Regions from separate parts of the Homo sapiens genome. Here region 1 is linked to region 2. Evidence: chromatin contacts called from ENCODE Hi-C or POLR2A ChIA-PET data. All regions are on one chromosome and are shown on one strand. The core of a region is the stretch at or near the end of the contact, and the rest is flanking DNA. Distances in the headings are between cores, read along the strand shown.

Region 1 (6,251 bases), core at 3,164-5,663, 47 kb before region 2:
CAGCTTCAGGTCCTTGAGGGTCTTCTCAAAGGCTTTCCTCACAAGGGGTCTCTCAAAGAAAGTGGGCCACAACTGCAAAGAGTGTAGCAATGAGCTATTAATACTGGGAAAAGGAAGGGCCACATTGTACTCATTGTCCCTGCTTTTTGATTTGCATCCTCATCTAACCCACCACAAGCCATTTGTAACAAAGCTGATTAAGATCCACGACACAGTGTGGAACATCACCAGGGCTCAGCACCTCAATGACATGTCTTAAGTGTTAAAAGCAATTGACTTTTTCAACTGTCCTAGTACTCTATACGTGTCTCAGATCATTGAAGTAAATGTGGCCACAGATTTGAAATTTGTTTACCTGTCTCAGTCTCTTCCTCAGCTGTAGGCTCTCTGAGAGCAGGAATTGTGTGTAGCTTTTAAATGTCAAGCATTCTTAGGCCTTTGGGAGCAGATGGTCCTTTATCTGACCTATCTGATAGGTCCCTTATCAAGCCTATAAGGCCCCAAGTGATAATTTTACAAAGGCTTTATCCAGACTTGGCTGCTACACAGTGAGGTCTATTTGTCCTACCAGATGTATGCATTTTCCAAGTACCTAGAACTAGTGTTATTTTTTTTCAGCAAGTTATGTATAATATAGATCCAGTGATTCTCAGCCCTCTCACACCCAACATCTTCTTCTTTTTTATAACATTGTATCCCTCACCTTTTACTAGAATGAATAAAGAAATTCATATGTGACAATAGAAAAATGCCCCTACCATTTTCTAAAATTCCCCCTGGCTGAGAGTCTCAGGGGCACAGTCACTGAGATCACAGTGCTGAAAGGGAGGCTTCAGATCAAGACCCGCCTGCACCCTTGGCCTCTGATTGCCTCTGGGCAGATGGTAGATCCCTCTGATGGGGAACAGGGAGGCCCAGGGCAGTGCAGGGTTCCATGGAACCAAGCCCACTATGGGAAAACCAACCTACAGGCAGGTGGGGCAGCCACGACATGTTCAAATATCAATAATGGCTTGGAGTATGGATAGTGTTGTATTCACGGATGTTATCAAGGCAGAGATGAAAAGGGGTACATGTAGAAAAGGCTGACAGAGTTCTTGCTGCCAACCCGACCCAGATACTTCTGCCTGCCTTGAAGTGAAGGCCTCCCACCAAATGCACCATTGCACCTTGCTGACGATGAACAGGTCCTCCCGCTTCACAGCCTTCTCTTGGATCTTCTCTTGGATGGCTTCCCCCACTTCATGTTCATTCTGATAGACATAGGCACAGTCAATGTGCCGATATCCTGCATCAATGGCCACCTTCACTGCTTCTTTCACTTTGCCAAGAGGAGACTGAAAGGCAAAAGAAAAGCTCATCACATATGTGTTTTTTTTAAGAGATGGGGCCCTGCCGTGTTGCCCAGGCTGGCCTCACACTCCCAGGTTCAAGCAACCCTCCCACCTCCCGAGTAGCTGGAATTACACCACTCTCAGCAACCATCATATTCTCTTATCCCCAGGCCACCTTCAACAGGCTGCCCCACAAGGCCCAGTTTCTCCAAACCAAGGCCTCACTGGGGTCTCCTTTGCCAGGGGATCTCTGGGAGGATACACACTTTACAAAACTTTTCAAAAGAAAAGAAGGAAAGTGAATTATTTTATGATTATGTCCTTATGTCCTATCCTAGCTAAAAGTCAGTTCCCTTTTCATCCAGGTTAGTCCTGAAATGTCTTCAGGTGTGTGGGGGTGCAGACCGCTCCACTACAACTTTCTGAAGACCCAGATGAAAGCTTGACTCTAAATAACCCCAAGGGATTTTCAGACAATTTCCCCAAATGGTGATAAGGATCTGGATAATGGTCATTACACCATCAATCTGGATTCGATCACTTACTGGGTGTGTGGGTCTAAGCAGGTGATTCAATCTCTGTAAACCTTGTATGCAAAATGGAAAAAAAAATAGCACCAGCCTCATGAGGCCTTTGTGGTGATGAGATGCTGCAATGAATATTAAGCTTTTTGCACATTACCTGACACACAGTAAGGTTCAGTAGAGGCCATCATTATACAATGATCGTTTCAGAAAAAAAAGAGAAATAGAAAACCTTATAGGAATAGAGTTTGTTTTCCACTCCTGTAAAAAGAAAGAGAGAGGGAGGGGAATGACAGAGAGGGAGAGAAAGAAGGGAAGGAAAGAAAAGAAAAGAAAGAAAAAAAGAAAAGAAGGGAAATAGAATTATCACATTTTGTTCTAACCTAGCCAAGCCAATGATGGGGGCAAAAAAGCACTTAAAACTTGATCTCTCACAAAATGGTCTTTTAAACCTCTTCAATTGTGAGATAACAAACATTGAACAGTACACAAAACAGAGATGCACAGCTACCCTACCACCTGGACAAGAAACGAGCTGCTGCCAGGCACCCAGAAGCAGCCCTGTGCCCCCAACCGCTACGCTACACCCTTCTTCACCTCCACTGCTAAGTTCATAATCCTTTAGTCTATCATCCCCACGTGTTGAAGACAGCTCCCTTCATAATTCTTTCATTCAATTCCAAAATTATGAAACTGTCTGGTAAACTCACCCAGGGTGAGTAGATTCCCTGGAGATCTGGAAGTGATTATTTATTCTGTTTATACAGGATTGAAGGTCTGATTTTGGGCAAATCTTGCTATTCAAGCAAGAGACGCTCTGCATGAATCAAGCTGGAAGTGATCTGTTCCTCCAGATACACCAAGAATGTATCCTGAGGATGACCCAGTGCTGCAGCAGAGGGTCCTAACCTCTAGCTTGGGACAGAAGAGAAGAAAAATCAGGGTGCACAGAAGGAAAGAGAGCCAGAGGCAGAAGTCTCAGCAGGGACATTAGCCATGAGGGACAGGAGAGAAGAGGAACTCCAAAGACTGCTTCTCATCACTAGTTAGGGTAGTGCTATCATGGATGGAAATGGCAAAGAAGGCAGAGGGAGGTGGTGATGGAACAACTTGAAACTTAGCCTAACAGAGGCTCGGGAACCTGCCTCACTGAGTCCTGGATGTGCCTTACCACATTTTGCCAGCTGTCGTTAACACAGCCGGGTGGTGCTCACGACTCCCAGCCCAGGCTCTCTGCAGCCCCAGCATGTTGCAGATTTCAATGTGTACAGGAACCACGTAGGGATCTTGTTAAAGTGCAGATGCCCATTAGGTAGCCTGGGTTGGAGCCTGAGACTCTGCATTTTGTTTCTCTCTGTCTCTCTTTCTTTCTCTCTCTCTCTTTCTCTCTTTCTTGCTTTCTTGGATCTCACTCTGTTGCCCAGACTGGAGTGCAGTGGCACAATCACTGCTCATTGCAGCCTTGACCCCTCAGGCTCAACACTCAATCTCCACCTCAGCCTCCCAAGTGGCTGGGACTACAGGTGCGTGCCACCATGCCCAGAAAATTTATTTATTTTTTGTAGAAATGGATTCTTGCCATGTTGCCCAGGCTGGTCTCCAACTCCTGGGCTCAAGCAACCCTCCCGTCTGGATTTCCCAAAGTGCTGGGATTACAGGGATAAGCCACCACACCTGGCCAGTTTGCATTTCTAGCAAGTTTCCAGGTCATAGGGATGCTGCTAGCCCAAGTCTCACACCGTGATCTGCAAAGGGGTGCCAAGGACTTCGGGCTCTGCATCCTCTCCTCAACCACCCAGCCCACAACAAACCCACAGCCAAGACTTGGGGGAAACGTTGAGCCCAATTAAGTGTCCTAGAACCAGAGAGAGAAACTGCCCTGGAAAACAGTTTTAAGTCCAACAGCTGCTTGAAATTTGATACTTGCTAGAGAAGCTCTCATCACTGCTGGGAAAGCCAGCCTTGGAGCTTTGCAGCCTGAATCAGCTCTGAGAAAAGAAAGCAACCTAAGTCCTGGCTCCAGGGCTGAATCTTACCTCTCCAACCCCTGCCCGACCTCCAGGCTTTCCTGGCTGAATGCAGAAAGAGAAAACACCCAAACGCCCCTCCAGAGAAGAAGGGTGTGCAAAGATTTGCATATTTACCTTCCAAGTGCCCAGGCCCACAATGGGCATCTTGGCTTTGGTACTGAGCTCCACAAACGTGGCCATGGTTGGTGCAGAAATGATTCTGAGTGAGCAGGTAGAAGTCTCACGTCCTGCTCTCTGTTGCTGTTTTTGAGACAGTCTTGCACTGTTGCCAAGGCTAGAGTGCAGTGGTGCGATCTCAGCTCACTACAACCTCTGTCTCCTGGGTTCAAGCAATTCTCCTGCCTCAGCCTCCCGAGTAGCTGGGATTACAGGCGCCCACCGTGACTCCCAGCTAATTTTTATATTGTTAGTAGAGACAGGCTGGTCTCAAACTCCTGAGCTCAGGTGATCCGCCCACCTCGGCCTTCCAAAGTGCTGGGATTACAGGTGTGAGCTACTGTGCCCGGCCACAGGCTGCTTAAGAAGGCTGCTGCTATCTACAGTGGGAGGAGTTGGAGCCTGGCCACAGTAGCTTCCCTGCCATAACCAAACAGGAAATCCATTCCAGGCTTTTGTGAGATTGAGGATTCTGTGAATGAATTATTAAACATGGCAACCTTGTGCAAAGTTCTCTCTTAGGTGACAGTATCATTGGAGTTTCTGCTTGTTCAGGATGAGTCAACAAATTCAACACAGCCAAAAGTTGGAAGGTAGGGAGGGAGACAGCAAGGAAGAAAAGAAGAGTTGGAGGAGGGAGGGAAAGAAGTCTGGCCAACATAGTGAAACCCTGCCTCTACTAAAAATACAAAAATTAGCCGGGCGTGGGGGCACGTATCTGCAATCCCAGCTACTTGGGAGGCTGAGAAAGGAGAATCACTTGAACCTGGGAGGCGGAGGTTGCAATGAGCCTAGATCATGCCACTGCACTCCAGCCTGGGCGACAGACAGTGAGACCCTGTCTCAAAAAAAAGAAAGAAAGAAGGGAAGGCAGGAAGGAAGAAAGGAAAGAAGGAAGGAAGGAAGGAAGGAAGGAAGGAGGGAGGGAGGGAGGGAGGGAGGAAGGAAAGAAAGAAGGAAGGAGAGAAAGAAAGCAAAGCAAAGAAGGAAGAAAAAACAAGGGCTTGCTTTCCCTGTGATGGTTTCCTCTGTGAAATAGAGTCTAGGGAGGAGAGGTGAGAAGCAGCGTTTCAATTTTAAAAGTTGCAATTGCAGGTTCAGTGCAGAGATGGTCAAATCCCGACCTGATTGGAGTCAGCTGTAACTAGTTGGTAGTCAGCAATCTAGGGAACATGATATAGGCCTGTGCCATGCTGTGACACGCCATGACAGGCCAGGGCCACGTCACAGCATCTGTTTCAGCCTGCCGGTAGTGGGTTTTTCTGTCTTTTACATGTTCTTGTTGATGAGTTGGCTTTGGTTGAATCTTGAAATGGAATTGAATCTCTAGGCTGTGGCTTATGACAGCTCATAGAAGGCAATTGGCATGATATTTTGCAACTATGAGTGAAAAATCTTATACTTCATTGATGTTTGTTAAATTATCTACTTCAACATTAATAATAATGCATGGGCCGGGCATGGTGTCTCACACCTGTAATCCCAGCACTTTGGGAGGCCGAGGCAGGTAGATCACTTGAGCTTAGGGGTTTGAGACCAGCCTGGCCAACATGGTGAAACCCTGTCTCTGCTAAAAATCCAAAAATTAGCGAGGCATGATGGCACGTACCTATAGTCCCCGCTGCTTGGGAGGCCTGAGAATCCCTTGAACCTGGGAGGTGGAGAATGCAGTGAGCCAAGATGGTGCCACTGCACTATAGCCTGGGCGACAGAGACAGACTCTGTCCCAAAAATAAATAATTAAATACATGCATTCCTCATAATCTGGTGGCCACAAAGTCTCCTGGATATGCACTTGCGGCACTTTATTTTCCCAGTGTATACTGGATGACATGCAGTGCTAGTATTGTTGAAATAGTAAATCCTTAGTGACTGTCAACCTAAATAACAGAGAGAGGGTCCCTACAAGAAAAATATTTCTCTGGGAATAGAGCACTGCAATGGGAATATGCATGCCACAGTAAACTATGTGTATATTTGGGGAAATAAAGGAAGACAAAACTTTTCAAGGAAAAAATGAGGATTATCTAATTGCTTTGAAATAATTAGCCTTGGCTCCAAAGATCAATCATGAAAGTGGTGTTAGTCTGAGGTTGGACACGCAGTTGTTCAGAGGTCCTTGCAGAGTATGTTTTGTGTTCAGTTGCAATGGCCTTTGCTCAAGGTTGTGGTTTTCACCGTCTTTCATGGTACTTTTGGTTTTCAGG
Region 2 (6,046 bases), core at 1,589-4,088:
CATAGCTAAGCTAGGCAAGAATTTTAGAAATTATTGCTAGCTACTTAGAAAACATTGGGAGAATTGAACAAAGAAATAGCCCCAACATTCAAACAAAGAGAACGACACCTACAATAAGCAATGGTATGTCCACTCACACCAATCAGTGCTGAGTCAACAGAACCATCTATTTACTTAGTGAAAATTCCATCACTGTTTCTTCAGGGCAGCATCGCTGATACTACTCTGCAATGCACACACTCTGATTTTCTGATGTAATTCCCAGAATATTCCACATCCACAAGAAGTTAAGGTTCCTTTGCTTGGCACTCAAAACCTAAACAATCTGTACCAGTTTACCTTTCTGGCCATATTTTCTTCTCCCTTTCCCCAGTACCTTCTTAGATGTTCTCCCCAAACTCTTCACACAGTGTTACTCAAGAGCTAGGACAAATAGGACCCCTCTATGAAAACTGTCCCCTTCCACCCCCACTCCCCAGTGTCCCCATTGAAGCCATAATCTCCAATATGATGGTATTTGGAGGTAGGGCCTTGGGGGTATTAAAAGGTTTAAAACTTAGACACATAAAAAATTTGAAAAATTTATTTGAACAAGTAGCAATTCATGAATTGGGCAGCACCAGACCCCAAGCAGTTCAGGGCTCTACCAAGAGATCACAAGGGGAAACTTTTGTAAGGTGTTTATAGAAGCAAGACAAAGAAAATATTTGATTGATTCAAGTGGAAAATCCCTAGTTAGAGGATAGTTGGCAGTTTCTGATTGACAAAGTTGCTAGTTGGAGGTTAGCTGGTAATCTCTGATTAGTTAAATTTTGTTTTACTATTTACACTAAGTTAGGCTTCAGTTTGCTGATGTAGCAACTCAAGGTGGCAGAGCTGCCTCAGCCTAATGGCCTCCAAAGTAATTATTTTAATGGGGAGGTAATCATGTTTAGATGAGGTATGAGAGTGGGTCTATCATTATGGCACTAGTGGCCTTATAAGAAGAGATACCAGAGAGCTTGTTCTTTTTGTTTCTCTCAGTTATGGGAAGATATAGTGAGAAGGTGGCCATCTGCAAGGCAGGAAGAGAACCCTCACTGGAACTGGACCATGCTGACACGTTGATCTTGAACTTCTAGCCTTCAGCACTGTGAGAAATACAAGAACTGATTAATACATGAGGCTAACTCTGCACGTTTGCTCTAAGCCAGGGTGTAAGTTCGTTGAGGCCCAGGAGGCTGGTACATGGTGCAATACATGCTAGTTGAACTACATTGACTTGACTTGGTTTGGTTTCATTTAGCTTTATGAAGCCTGCCACTTTGCACACTCCTATGGTATTGCTATACTTTTAACCCTTGTGGCAGCTTTTTAAAATTGAATTTACAAGGATGAAGTGATGTATTTAAAAAGTGGAAGAAGAATAAGAACATTTTAAAAGTTTAAGTTCCATGAGAACTACTCCGTATCAAAGTTATGCTCCTCTTGCTTCTGATTTCCAGACAGGAGATAAGTAGAATCTTATTTTAAAATAGGTATTTTTAAATATTCCATTTTTCACCTAATGAAGTGTACCTACCTCCGTACCTACAGACAATTTATCCTGGATGTGAGAAATTGATCCAAACAAGAAGAGCAGATTCCATTTTATGTGCCTTGAGATCCTTGAAGGCTCTTTCTCCTTTTCTTTCAGATAGCTAGGACTGAGGGGTGCATGTCAGACAATGGGAAGCCTTCCAAAACTGCCCGGGGTTTCTTATTGTGAAAAAAATGATTTTTACCATGTCTTTTATTCCCGCATCCTCTTTTAGGAACCCTTGACTGTTTTCCTGGCCAGGGTGATCAGACATCACCTGGAGCTGTGGAGGAAACTGATCAAATATCGAGTTGATCAGATATTGAGGATGGGGGTTTCTTGCACAACTGACTAAGTAGAGCTGTTTGGTAGAACTGGATTTTACAAAGAAGTGCACAGATGGGCCTAGTAGAAGATTTAGAAGCCTGACTGAAGTTTGGCCAAGCAAAGAATCCTTGTCAATTTCCATAACATGCTGCCTTTTGTTATCAGTGAAATTTTATTTTACTTTATTTTGTTTTATATTTTATTTATTTTATTGAGACAGAGTCTCAGGCTGGAGTGCAGTGGCACAATCATGGCTCACTGCAGCCTCGACCTGCAGGCTCAGTCTTTTTTTTTTTTTTTTTTTTGCAGAGGTGGGGTCTCGCTCTCTTGCCCAGGCTGGTCTTGAATTCCCATGCTCAAGTGATCCTCCTTCCTCAGCCTCCAAATGTGCTGGGATTACAGGCATGAGCCACCATGCCCGGCCTGAAACTTAATTTTAGCTGGGCAGGTGCTGCCAAGTGCAATTATGAAGCAGCTTAATGTAGGAGATGGATGTGTGAAGAAAATAAATAGGGAGAGAAAAAGAAGATACAAAATCAGTGCCAATGTCTAGACTTTACAGATGTAATGATTATCTAGTTATGTATCTCATAAGAGCAACCAGGTATATGTGGAGAAAGATCCTGGTTATCTTCCTTAATATCAATGTAATTGATTTGGGATGATGCCAAAGGTTCTAGTTTCCTTTAACAATGCACTCTGGAGCTGCTATCCACAATTACTTGTCCCAAAGGGGTTTTTTTTTTTTTTTACAATATTGATGTTGGCCTCACTTTGCAGATTTTGATTTTCAAGGTCTAAGGCCATGAACCCCCATCTGTCCTTAGGCAGCCAGCTTTGTTCTGTATGCAAAGTTATGACTCACACAGAAAGGCTTCCTGTGGGTGAAAAGGAATGTGTCGCCGATTTCAGTGGAACAGTGAGGACAGAGCTTGATATTGGATGTCAGAAGACCTGCATTTGAATTCCAACTCTGCTTTTTACTGGCTGTAAGAAATAAGTTTTTTGAGCTTCAGCTTTATCATCAACAAAGTGAGCAATATAAAGACTAACTCCAAGGGGTCAGGTGAAGGCTTAAGAAGACAATGTATGTGAACTGCTCATTGTAACTCTATAGTGTTTTAAGAAGCTAAGTTTTTGGAATGTATTATATATTGAAAGTAATGTGGGTTTTGACCTGTATACTTAGGTTACTTAATCTTTTTTAAGCCTAAACATTTTCATGTGCTAAAAATCAGACAGAGAAAGAAAGAGAGACAGAGGCAGAGCTATTACAACCTACTTTTGTAGGTTCTTTTGAGGATTAAGAAGGATAATATATGAAGTGTCTGGCAAAAATCCCAGCAATAAATGGCCTTCCATCTTCCTATAAAATTACAACTCTTTATTAAATTATTAAACCATTAGCTACTTGAATTTTTAAATAAGAAATGGAAGAATTGCCCACACCCAAGTTCTATCAAATCATATCCACATTCATCTTCCACTGTTATCCATCACTGTCATTTCTTCCAGCTCAATACAGTTTCTCTTCTTGAGTCCTTCTTGGCCCATCAAGGACCTGTAACTGTGAAACACCAGGCCCTTAAGCTAGTATCACAAAAAAGCTCTGGATATTTATGGCTGACAGATTTGTATTCTCATGACTACCTGACACTCAAGACTACTACATAGCTAAAGCCTCTTTCTGAAAAGTCCATGAAAAAAGAAACACATTTTTGTTCTAGGCACTTAGGTGAAACAGGCAAAGAAAGAAATTCTAAATTCATCACATATGCATAGCTCCCTCACCACGGGGCTTTTCTATGTATAGATCGTATAACCCATCCTACTTAAGGTGTAGATCAGTTAGTATTGTCACACTCTCCAACCAGTTTCAAGCTCTTGGGAAATAATTCTCTAGTTGGCAATTAGATAAGGTGAAAAGTGAAGGAGCTTTCTAAAGTCATTCAATCTTGGCTCCATTCCCTGAGTAGTTCTGTATGGTCTTGGGCAAGCTACTGAACCCTTCTGGGCCTTAAATGTCTCATCTGTAAGATAGCAACCATACCCACCTTTCAGGATATCAAGAGGACTAGAGAAACCTGGATGGAAATAGGCTGCACGGAGGAGGCAATTTCACAAAACACCTCCTCCATTTTAGAACATCTTTGTCCAGACACTAAAGGTGGAGAGAAGGGTGCATCACTTATGCTTCAGTGGTGATGTGTATGTGACACTCCTGTGATGAGATCAGCCCCTTCATCCAAGCTGGCCCCTTGTGACTGCTCTTCCTCAGGGTCTGGAAGTGTCCACGCAGCCTGGAGGTTTTGTATGGAGTCTCTAGACTCAGACTACCTCACTACCTGTCACCTTGCCATATGAAACACTTAGCATATTGCCTTTCATGCAAACCATTTCATGGGACCTCTCTGCTACATTTCTCCAGATTCTACTTTACCCCCATAAAGTAGGTTCTGCTCTTGGGAAAATCGTTACAAGATAACACCTATTCTCTTTCATCCAGCTCATCACTTACTCTCTTCTGAGGGTGGTGGAGTGTTTTATCTGATGAAATCAGAAAAAGGAATTGTGTGCACTTGGCACAGCCTCTTTTGGATCTGCTCTCTCTCTCTCTCTCTGAGAAAGAATGCTATCTTCAGGTTGCACATACTTTCCACCCAGGTGATCTACCTCTGAGAGGGAGTCACAGTGGTCCAGTTTCGCCTGACACTGGTGGGCACATTCATTCCAGGGGGGCATTTGGTGGAGTCTATAGACAAAGATCAAATTACCTTCTGCAATTCAACCTTGTCAGAAACCAAGCTGATATTTTGATCTTCATGTGCCTGGTGTCTGTTACTCAATTTATTATCAGTTCAAGAAAGGAAGAGCAGTCCTACTCAACTTCCAGTAGAGGGTGATAAATACACATTGACTATTAATTTTATGTTTGGTTTTCCAGAGATTTCCATGCATATGAACATACATTATATTTTGCCTAACATGAAATGAGTGTTCTTTTGTCAAACAAGCTCTGGTACTTGTAAAATAGAGCCATACTAATGGCGTGAATTTAACCAGTTTTGTATCTACCTTTCATCCATTTGTACAGGCACACCTCATTTCATGACGCTTCACTTTATTATTGCAGTTCACAGATTGCATTTTTACAAACCGAAGTTTCATGGAAGCCTTGAGTCAAGTAAGTCTACTGGTGCCATTATTCCAACAGCAAGTGCTCACTTGAGTATCTGTGTCACATTTTGGTGATTCTCACAATATTTCAAACTTTTTCATCATTATTATATCTGTTATCATTATCTCTGATCAGTGATCTTTTATGTTATTGTTACAATTGTTTTGGGATTCCATGAACCGTGTCCATATAAGAGGGCAAACTTAATCGATAAATGTTGTGTGTTCTGCTCCACTGACCAGCCGTTCCCCCATCTCTCTTCCTCTTCTTGGGCCTCCCTACTCCCTGAGACATAAGAATATTAAAATTAGGCCAATTGATAATCCTACAGTGACTTCTAAGAGTTCAAATGAAAGGAAGAGTCTCGCATCTCTCACTTTAAATCAAAAGCTAAGTAGATTAAGACATGACTAAGCCTAGCAAGGAAGGAATGTCAAAAGCTGAGACAGGCTGAAAGCAAGGTCTCTTGTGCCAAATAGTTAGCCAAGTTGTGAATGCACAGTTCTTTGAAAAAGCTCTTGAAGGAAATTAAAACTGCTGCTCCAGTAAACACATAAATGATAAGAAAGCAAAACAGCTTTATTGCTGATATGGAGAAAGTTTCAGTGGTCTGGATGGAAGATCAAATGAGCCACAACATTCTCTTAAGCCAAAGCCTAATCCCGAACAAGGCCCTAACTCTCTTCAATTCTATGAAGGCTGAGAGAGGTAAGAAACTTGCAAAAGAGAAACTTGAAGCTAACAGAGATTGGTTCATGAGGTTTAAGCAAAGAAGCCATTTCTGTAATAAAGTACAAGATGAAGCAGCAAGTGCTGATACAGAAGCTGCAGCAAGTTAGAGAATCTAGCTAAGATTATTGATGGAGGTGGCCACACTAAACAATGGATTTTCAGTGTAGATGAAACAACTTTATACAGGAAGAAGACGCCATCTAGAACTCTTCATAGCTAGACAGGACAAGTCAATGCCTGGCTTCAAAACT

The links. A loop is a pair of places that touch in the nucleus more often than their neighbours do. ChIA-PET counts read pairs that join two places held with the same protein, here RNA polymerase II (POLR2A). Pooled maps may share reads with other maps.
Region 1: a map of PC-9 shows a loop between it and region 2 (10-fold over the local background). The contact joins the promoter of AKR1B10 here to the enhancer-like site in region 2. A Hi-C loop is called at or near these places in 6 of 168 maps with a recorded cell type or tissue (Calu3, MCF 10A, PC-3 and 3 more) and 5 of 50 pooled maps. POLR2A ChIA-PET finds 5 or more read pairs at or near these places in 3 of 52 experiments (PC-9, Panc1 and activated CD4-positive, alpha-beta T cell).

The regions. Positions count from the first base shown.
Region 1 is chr7:134,525,729-134,531,979 of GRCh38, reverse strand. It overlaps AKR1B10 (aldo-keto reductase family 1 member B10), which reads right to left and starts at 4,413. Exons shown (of 10, transcript NM_020299.5): 1 at 4,003-4,413; 2 at 1,170-1,337; 3 at 1-72. The coding sequence starts at 4,068.
Region 2 is chr7:134,477,648-134,483,693 of GRCh38, reverse strand. No RefSeq gene overlaps it. Among named protein-coding and RNA genes, the nearest start is that of AKR1B1, 22 kb to the right of the region's middle. RefSeq lists a silencer at 3,783-4,077. Within about 2 kb of position 2,838, at least 3 of the 41 ENCODE cell types and tissues checked have a DNase peak (open chromatin) inside an H3K27ac peak, as active enhancers do; they include PC-9, Panc1 and endothelial cell of umbilical vein, where a contact is called at or near this core.